Regions from separate parts of the Homo sapiens genome. Here region 2 is linked to region 1. A link is a loop called in an ENCODE intact Hi-C map of the cell type or tissue named here. Cell type or tissue: heart left ventricle. All regions are shown on one strand.

Region 1 (5,000 bases):
ACCTGGGAGGCGGATGTTTCAGTAAGCCGAGATCGCGCCATTGCACTCTAGCCTGGGCAACAAAGCAAAACTCCATCTCAAAAAAATAAAATAAAATAAAATAAAATAAAATAAAATAAAATAAAATACCATTACATTTAAAAGGCAAAAGATGTACACAATTTGAAGAGAAACCAGAGTATACAATATCATTATATTTAAACAATTACTAGAAAGTGTCAGATGTTGCACTTTTATTATCTTATTTTTTGAGACAGGGTGTCACTCTGTCATCCAGGCTGGAGTGCAATGGCACAATCATGGCTCTCTGCAGCCTCAACTTCCCAGGCTCAGGTGATCCTCCCACCTCAGCATAGGTGTAGTGTAGGTCTAGGTATAATCTTAGCCGTGTAGCTAGGACCACAGGCGCCCGCCACAACACCCGGCTACTTTTTGTATTTTTTCGTAGAGATGAGGTCTTGCCGTGTTGCCCAAGCTGGTCTTGAACTCATGGGCTTAAAAGATCCGCCTGCCCCGACCTCCCAAATTGCTAGGATTACAGGTGTGAGCTACCGCGCCTGGCCAGATATTGCACTTTTAAACCCAGAAGTGCAAGTGGAAATTTTTCTGTAAATGTATATAATGTTCACATTATCTGGGTACTGTTAGAACCATTTAATAAAAGATACCAGTTTTTACCATTTTAACATATTTAACATTATATATATATATAATGTGTTATGTATACTTATATATCAATATGTTGGTTCCATTTCTCTGGAGAACTCTGGCTGATAGAATAACCAATCTTATGTTCTATACTTTGAAAATATTAATTCATCCAGTATATGTTCACTGAGCACCTACAAAGTACTAGGGATATAGCAGACACTAAGATAGATAAAGTCCCTTCGGTTCTAGCTCTATTTTAGAGAGAAGAAGCAAACAAAAAAATAATTAAGCACATAACAGGTGGTGACAAAGCAAGGTACGAAAATAGAGAGTGACCCAAGGAGGCCCATTTTGGAGAGTGGTCTGGGAGGTCCTCTTTAATAAGGTGCTATTTAAGCACTCTGCACGCAGTGAGGAGGCAAGGCTGCAGATGCCTGGAGCAAGAGCGTCCTAACAGGTGGAACAGGAAGACCCGAGGCCCGAAGACCGAGTGCATTTGACTGGCCCGGGTATTGTCATTGCACATAGAACTGCAGGTAATAATATTTTGGTCCTACGGAAAGTACCCTGGACTGCAGTCCGGAGACAGGTCCTGTCACTACATAGCAGTCATTTTTCTCTTCCAGTTTTTAATTCCTTATGGAAAAGACGAAGAATCAGGACCAGGCAGGTGTTTCCTGTCCAAAATACCCAGAAGGCATTACTCCCACAGCGGTCCTGCCTTCCGCATCCTCCTCCCAGTGGTTTCCAATGTACAAACACAGGCTCTAAGGAATATTTTAATAAAGGAGTCTGTGTAACTTTAACTCAGTGTTTCCAGCTTTATTTGGTCTCAAACCCTATTTCTACTACTAACAAAACAGGAGTCACTGAAAACACGTTTAGAAAAGTGAGCTCAAATAGCAAATTTATCTCTAACATTCTCTGAATAATGGAAAATAAAATTGTACACCTCAATAGCCTCAGCTCTCCAGCTAATAAATATATATGAGTTTAAAATAAAAAGGCTGGGCGTGGTGGCTCACGCCTGTAACCCCAGCATTTTGGGAGGCCGAGGCGGGCGGATCACCTGAGGTCAGGAGTTCGAGACCAGCCTGGCCAACATGGTGAAACCCCATCTCTACCAAAAATATGAAATTAACCAGGAGTGGTGGTGCATGCCTGTAATCCCAGCTACTTGGTAGGCTGAGGCAAGAGAATCACTTGAACCCAGGAGGCAGAGGTTGCAGTGAGACGAGATTGTGCCATTACGCTCCAGCCTGGGCAAAAAGAGCGAAACTCCGTCTCAAAAAAATAAGTAAATAAAATAAAAAGACAGGAGAGAGAGCAAACTTTTAACTTCTTTTTAGCAGCAGAACCTTTTCTACCTACAAATGCCTACATGAAACATCTGGAAACAAAATATAAAACCTCGGTCTGGATTCAGTGTGAAGTCAACCTGCTGTCCATCGCAGTAGCTGTAATCACACTGCCCTCTAGTGTAACCCTCGGGGGAATTACAGCTAAAATGACTACAGAAATCTCTCTCAAACTTTCAGCCTGAGAGCTGGCCAGGACGGCTGTGAGCTACGCAGTGGTTCTCAAGGTGAGGTCCACAACCAGCAGCAGCAGCAGCAACACCTGGGAATTTGTTAGAAATAAAAAATTTTGGTTTCACACCTTCCCCACAAGTCCAACTGAGTCAATAACTGGGGATGAGCTTAGCCAAGCAGTCCTTAATCCCTCCAGATGAGGAACAAAATCATGGCTCAGCCCAGCACCCACAGGTAATTTTTTTTTTTTTTTAGACAGAGTCTCACTCCGTCACCCAGGCTGGAGTGCAGTGGCACGATATTGGCTCACTGCAACCTCCGCCTCCCGGGTTCGAGTGATTCTCCTGCCTCAGCCTCCTGAGTAGCTGGGACTACAGGCATGTACCCCCATGCCCAGCTAATTTTTATATTTTTTAGTAGAGACGGGGTTTCACTATGTTGGCCAGGCTGGTCTCGAAGTCCTGACCTTGGAATCCGCCTGCCTCGGTCTCCCAAAGTGCTGGGATTACAGGCGTGAGCCACTGCGCCCGGCCAGGGGTAGTAATTTTTTGTACCATGTTGTGTTCAATTAAGAACAAAAAAGCATACTCAGGGCAGCCTATTGAAAACCAAAAAGTTCATAAACAGAAGAGTTTCTATGCTTAGCATTTGTTCAGCAGTTTTCACTTGATGCTGTGCTTTCAGATTCAATAGGAGTTACATCCACCCCAACAATAAATACCACTAGACCCAATTTCATTGTACTACTGCCAGGAATAACAAAAGGTTCTAGAATAGACCTAGTCATCTTTTCTTTAAAAATTTCTGCGTGTGGGGGTAATGCTAGTTGTGAAAAACAGGTTTTGTATTGAGAAGTAGAGGTGAAAATTCTGTAAAACTAGCCTGTGTTTAACATATATACAGTTTGGTATTTCCAGCTCAAGTGTTTGTTCTGGCCAGACGTGCAGCAATTACGCTCTGTTCGTGACCGGGGAGACTGGAGAAAAGTACATGCGTGAATCAGTGCAATTTCCCCACAACTGCAAAAAAAAAAAAAAAAGTAACTTTCTTCCTTCCAGTCATCCTTCTTCCTTCTCCAAACGCTGCCTGAGCACTTAGGGTAGATGAAGCCTGTGTTAACAGAAAGCATGGATCCTGCCCAAGGTTCCCTTGGAGCATCAGCCTCCCACGCAAGAGACATCTTCATTTCTACCATGTTACACTTGTTCCCAAATATGATAACTTGATAAAGAAGAGAGACCTGTAAAAAAGACAGCAATGGTTACAAACATTTGAATCTCAGAGGGGAAAATCAATATAAAATAAATTACAAAATGAGTAATGACTAAACTATTTTAAAATGTATACTTTTTTTATGAAAATTGCAATTTTCTTAAAAAGGCAGGTCACCTAAAAGGGTTAAGCACCCCTTTATCATGTCTGCATTTCATATAGTATCTAGTTTTTAAAAATAACACTGTAGGCCAGGCGCGGTAGCTCACGCCTGTAATCCCAGCACTCTGGGAGGCCGAGGTGGGAGGTCAGGAGTTTGAGACCAGCCTGGTCAACATAGTGAAACCCCGCCTCTACTAAAAATACAAAAATTAGCCAGGCGTGGTGGCATGCACCTGTAATTCCAGCTACTTGGGAGGCTGAGACAGGAGAATCGCTTGAACCTGGGAGGCAGAGGTTGCAGTGAGGCGAGATCGCATCATTGCACTCCAGCCTGGGCGACAGAGCAAGACTCTGTCTCAAAACAAACAAACAAACAAATAAATAAATAAATAAATAAATAAATAAATAACACTGTAGTCCTTTATGTGAACATCTAAGTTTTCAAACAACCACCACACGGGGTGTAACTAACATTTATTACCTAGCTAAAGATAACAAAAACAAACTGGAAAATTTCACTCCATATGTAAATATAGATTCATCTGTCCTATTTGTATTTAACAAAAGTGAAAGTATTGATACATGGAAAATCAGAATACAGTAGATTTAAATGAAATATTTTAATTAAAGATTTAATCCCACATTTTGTGCAAATGATTAAAAATTCAAATTAGGTGTAGCACAATCTGTGTCAGCTTCCTAGGGTGGTTTTAATGACATACCATAAATACTGGTTGGATTAAAACAACGTGAGTTTATTGTCTCACAGTTTTGGAGGCTAGAAGTCTGAATTCAAGATGTCAACAGGGCCATGTACCCTCTGAAACCTATCGGGGAGAGCCCCTCCTTGCATCTTTCAGCTTCCGGTGTTTACCAGCAATTCTCGGTATTCCATGGCGTGTAGATCCATCATTCCAATCTCTGCCTTGGTCTTCACATGGCTGTCTTCTCACTGTCAGGTCTGTCTCTGTGTCTCTTTTCCCTTTCTTATAAGGACACCAAGTCATTGGATTAAGAACACACCCTACTCCACCATGACTTTATCATAACCTAACTAATTACATCTACAACAACCCTATTTTCAAATAAATTAACATTCTGAGATGCTGGGGATTAGGACTTCAACGTGTCTTTCTGGGGGACACAAGCAACCCATAATAGTCTTCCCCTTTGCCCCAAAATTCATCTTTCCCACATGCAAAATATATCCACCCCTTCCAAATATTCCCAAAAGTCTTAACCATTCCAGTATCAACTCTAAGTCCAAAATTTCATCTAAAGGTCATGAACTCAAAGTCCCAAATGTTGTCATCTACATCACTGATGGCTGAGACTCAGAGTATGAATCACCCTGGGGCAAACTCTTCTTCATCCATGAACCCGTGAAGTCAGACAATGAGTCATCTGCTTACACAATACAATATCTAGGCATAGGACAGACAT
Region 2 (5,000 bases), 190 kb after region 1:
TGTTGGCCAGGCTGGTCTCCAACTTTTGACCTCAAGTGATCCACCAGCCTCAGCCTCCCAAAGTGCTGGGATTATAGGCATGAGCCATTGAGACTGGCCCTGGAGTTATATTCTGACAGGGCCCCGGGCCATTCAAGAGATGAAAGCAATGTTGAATTCTTGACTGATCCAAACAGAAGGCTTACTGACCAGCCCCATGCTGGCTAAATATGACACCCAGCAGTCTCTTATTCATAACCAACAAATGCCCTCACGCCACAGCCAGTGGCTTATTTGTTTCTATATTTGCAGTGCTCCTTTGTCATTTGTTTGTTCTCTGGTTGCTCATCTCTCCATGGTCTATCATCTGATAAATTCCAAAATCAGAAGGCATGGCTGTAGCACCTTATGTATGCAAACAGTGGAATGAGTGGTTGGTTGATTATTGTGTTTTAGTTGTTTTAAAGAGACAGGAGTAAGGCTGGGCACAGTGGCTCATGCCTGTAATCCCAGCACTTTGGGAGGCCAAGGCAGGAGGATTGCTTAAGCCCAGGAGTTTAAGACCAGCCTGGGCAACATAGTAAGACCTTGTCTCTACAAAAAGAAAAAAAAAATTGATTAGCTGAGTGTGGTGGCATGTGCCTATAGTTCCAGCTACTCAGGTGGCTAAAGCCAGAGGATTGCCTGAGCCCAGCAGGTTGAGGCTGCTGTGAGCCATGGTCGTGCTACCGCACTGCAGGCTGAGTGACAGAGCGAGTGCTACCGCACTGCAGGCTGAGTGACAGAGCGAGACCCTGTCTCAAAAAAAAAAAAGAGAGAGAGAGAGACAAATGTAGGTGCAGTATTTCCAAACTATAGACCTGTAGGAAGGCGAATGTTTTCCTCAAGCTGAAAGTTTATACAACCCTTTTGGATGTTAGCTGTTTCATGCCATACATAGTATCAAAGTTGGTTTCTACTTTAAAATATCCCAAGGAGAGTTTGCTGTGTATCAAGCAAGACTACTTATTTACTTTAATTTCCGTAACTTTCATAACAACGCAGAAAGAGGTATTATTACCGCTGTTTTATATATGAGGAAACTAAGGCTCTGAAAGGCTGGCCTGCCCAAGGCCATGCCAGAAGTGAGGCATGAAGCCAGGATTCAAACCCAGATCTGGCTGCCAAGGCACCAGCTTCTGCTTCCAGTGACTGAAGACTGATCCTGCTTATTGGACTTGCAAAGCAGAAATTACCTTTAGAGATGTTAACACTGCAGCCAGAGTAATCTCTTCAAAATCCAAATGTGATTCAGATGTCCCCAGTTCCCTCCCCCTACTTAAGCTTTTGCATTGCTCTTAGGATGAAAGAAAACCTCAGAGGCTCAGACGCCCTGCACAGGCAGCCTCCTTCCTGCTCACCCTAGGTCTCTCCCAGCCTAGCCCAGCATCCCCCAGCAGCGCCCACCTGCCCTCCGCCGCCCCCTGGCCTCTGCCCCGTGCCCCAGTGCCTTGGGCACCATTCTAAGTCCCCACCACTCTGCTCCAGCCCTACTTCCTCTCAGTTCTTTACATTCTCCTGGCTCCCACCACAGGGCCTTTGCACACACTATTTTTGTTGGTAAAAATGGTCTTCCATCTCCACTTTCCCTTCTCAACCATAACAGATCCAGCTTAATATCTGTTTTTCAGAGATCCTTTCCTGACATGCCTAAACATGTCAGACCTCATTATATGTACTCATAGCCCCATGGGCCTCTCCTTTATAGCATTTGCTGCTGTGGCTACTTACATTGCTTTGTGATTTTCAGTTAGGGCCCCTCTTCCTTCCCCCCAGCCCCATACACTGCAGGCCTCCTCCGGGAAGGGACCAAGTCTGTGTTTGTCCACTACTCTTTCTCCAGCACTCACTGTGAGACTTGGCACTTAGAAAGGGCTCAGTAAATATTGGTTGGATGAATAAATAGATGCAGCAATGAGGAGGCAGAGATAAAGCTTTCCTCACTTTGATGCAGCAGGTTCAGCATTCTGTGTATTGTTGTCTCTGCTGTTTTGGCTCCCAGAATGACTACAGTTCTGTCAAAGCTACAACGGTTTTGTTAAGGAACTTGCAAATTCTGAAATCAGACTTCCAGTGGTAAGAATCTAAAACCTCCCTGAATGCTGTCTGACTTGCTTAAAGGTTCTTGGCCTGTCTTATCACTAGTGGTGAGTCAGAGACTATATCCCCGACAAACCCTGGTGTTTGGAGAGGCCCCAGGGAGCCAGGGAGCCAGCAGCAAGCTGCCAGGTCATCTTAGACTGCTCCACCCTCCATGCCTGCAGGCAAGGCCCCAAGAGGAGGCCTCCTGTTTGCTTGAGAGCAAAGCAGGACTAGCAATAACCAACATCATGGAATGGCCAGTGGTGGCTTTGTCCCTGGAGGGCTTTCCATTCATAAAGGACCTCAATTAAGACTTTTCTTTTTTTTTTTTTTTTTTGTGACAGAGTCTTGCTCTATTGCCCAGGCTGGAGTGCAGTGGCACCATCTTGGCTTGCTGCAACCTCCACCTCTTGGGTTCAAGCGATTCTCCTGCCTCAGCCTCCCAAGTAGCTGGGATTACAGGTATGAGCCACCATGCCTGGCTAATTTGTGTGTGTGTGCATGTTTTTTTGTTTTCTTTTTTTTAGTAGAGACAGGTTTTTGCCATGTTGGCCAGGCTGGTCTCAAACTCCTGACCTCCAGTGATCCTGTCACCTCAGCCTCCCAAAGTGCTGGGATTACAGGCATGAGCTGCCGCGCCTGACTTAGGTTTAGACTTTTGACAATATCTCTGAGTTACTGCAGTGTCAGAAAGATCCATTGACAGAATAGAAAAAAGATGTTGCCAGTCATGTCCCATGCCATTCTTGCCACCTGCATTGCACTCATATTTTTAGTAAGTCTTGGACCTACATTGTGAATAGTGCAATTACCGTGTTTTCTTTGTTTACTTGTATATTGTTTAATATTAGTTTAATATTAAACAATATATTGGTTAAGTTTAATTATTTTAGAATATGCCACAGTTTGGGGAGGCCCTGTTTTGACATCTCTTCATGTTTTAATATTCTGGGACCCTCAAAAAAATTGAACTGGTCACAAAGCAAGCTACCTTCTTCCCCAAGCCCCCACGTTGCTGATCGGCTTTCCCTAGCCCCAAGTCTTAGAGCACAGAGCCTCTCTCAGAAGCCCCTAAATCCTCTCTTAAACACTCAGTTTCAGTCAGGTAGCTCTGGGTGGCTGGGGACCCTCAATATTGTTCATTCTTTTTTTTTTTTTTTTTTTTTGAGACAAGATCTTGCTGTGTCACCCAGGAATACAGTGCAGCAGCCTAATCATGGCTCACTGCAGCCTTCGACTTCTGAGCTCAAGTGATCCTCCAGAGTAGCTAGGACTACAGGCATGCACCAACATGCCCTTCTAATTATTGTTTTTAATATTTTTTGTAGAGACCAGGGTCTTGCTGTGTTGCCCAGGCTGATCTCGAACTCCTGGCCTCAAGCGATCTTGTTGCCTTGGCTTCCCAAAGTGCTGCTATTACAGGTGTGAGCAACTGTGTCTGGCCTCAATACTGTCCATACTTAGAGTCTTCAGATCTTCCCTTCCCCTGCCCCTGCGGTGCCCGGAGCTGCTTTGGATTACGGAGAGGAGTTACCTGATAGCAATAAGCATTTACAATGTAGGAAAACTGGAGCTGTAGGTTTTGCATTTTGATTCACATTCTTCGCTCCCCATGGTGTGACATTTTCCGCTTTTGGCCATGGAGCCAAAGCTCATTTTTACAGCCCACATAAGTAATGCAAAAGAAAAGTAACATTGGCCCCATTAACTCCCCCAGGTTCCACTGGGTTTCACAGAGTGAATAATCACAGGGCCTCAAGTATAAAGCACTGTGGAATAATAGTCGACTCAATTTTTTTCCCCCGTTTCTTCTTTTGAAGGTACCTTCCTTTAGCTGTGGTTTGATTATTTTTAACATTGCTTCCTGACTTGCTTTTTAATTTGTAAGAAGTAGCATGATAGAAAAGAAAGAAGGGGCAAAACCTACAGAGAACAGCACTTGGTGTATACTTCCTGGAAATACCAGTGTGGTTTCTGGGCATACTCTACAGAGAGCACCAGGGATGTAGAAGCTAGACACCTGAATGGCACACATCCCTTACCACCAGTGGCTGTGGCACTGACAGGTGGATACCTGGCTTCTCTTTCCTTAGAGATGCCAGGAAAAACAGAGAAACTGCAGACCTGCCCTCCAGCTGTCCGTGTTGTTGGAGACTTTTTCTTTTACCTCGGTTCATTTTCCACTGTCATTTGTGAGCTGAATTTTGTGCACTCAGAGAGCAGGGACCAGGTCATATCCTTCTGTGTCTCTACTTTGCTGGGCTATAAAAGATCGCTCATAAATTGCATCAGTTGATTGACTGATCCAAACTCAGGCCATTCTAAAAGCCCAAAACCATTGCAACCTGACTTTAGTTATCCATTTATCAGAAAGACATTTTTTTTTTATTTTAGAGGGAAACCAGAAGTAGCTTTCAGCCTGCCTTTCTTCATTCATTCAGTGAATATTTACTGAGTATCTACTCTTTACCAGGCACTGTGCCAGACACTGGGGATTCAGCAATGAACAAGACAACATCTACTTTCCTGGGGTTTATGTTCCGTTGGGAGGGAGAACAGACAAACAAATTAATATAATGGACCAGGTGATGCTAAGTGCTCTAAAGGAAAATGAAGCAGGGTAAGGTAATAGCATGTGAAAGGAGAGGATGCTACTGGGTGGTTAGGGGAGGCCCAGAGTAGGCGAAGCAGGGGAAATTCTCGGGGTTGCACATATCAGAAGTCACAGGTAAGTGGACTTCTGTGCATGGAGGCTCTGCAACCAAGCAGCCTCCCTCCCTTGGTCAGTTCGTGCCAGAATCAGGATTCCTGGGCTGCCCTAGTCGCCTGTAGAGGACTTGAATCATAATCTTCAGAAGCCAAGCGGGAGAGAAAAGGTCCCTGCCTCTGCAGTGCGAAGA

Evidence for each region. Peaks named below come from ENCODE experiments on the same cell type or tissue, not always from the same donor. Only the 100,000 strongest peaks of a DNase experiment are listed, where the experiment ranks them.
Region 2: a loop joins it to region 1, with 1.9 times the contacts of the local background. A loop is called at or near these places in 20 of 110 quality-filtered maps.

Annotation. Positions count from the first base shown.
Region 1 is chr2:227,655,564-227,660,563 of GRCh38, reverse strand. No RefSeq gene overlaps it. Among named protein-coding and RNA genes, the nearest start is that of SCYGR5, 8.7 kb to the left of the region's middle. In heart left ventricle, a CTCF peak has its summit at 2,121 (motif pointing left); no DNase peak of the experiment used is centred here.
Region 2 is chr2:227,463,653-227,468,652 of GRCh38, reverse strand. No RefSeq gene overlaps it. Among named protein-coding and RNA genes, the nearest start is that of MIR5703, 6.0 kb to the left of the region's middle. RefSeq lists an enhancer at 4,963-5,000. In heart left ventricle, no CTCF peak of the experiment used is centred here; a DNase peak (open chromatin) is centred at 2,242.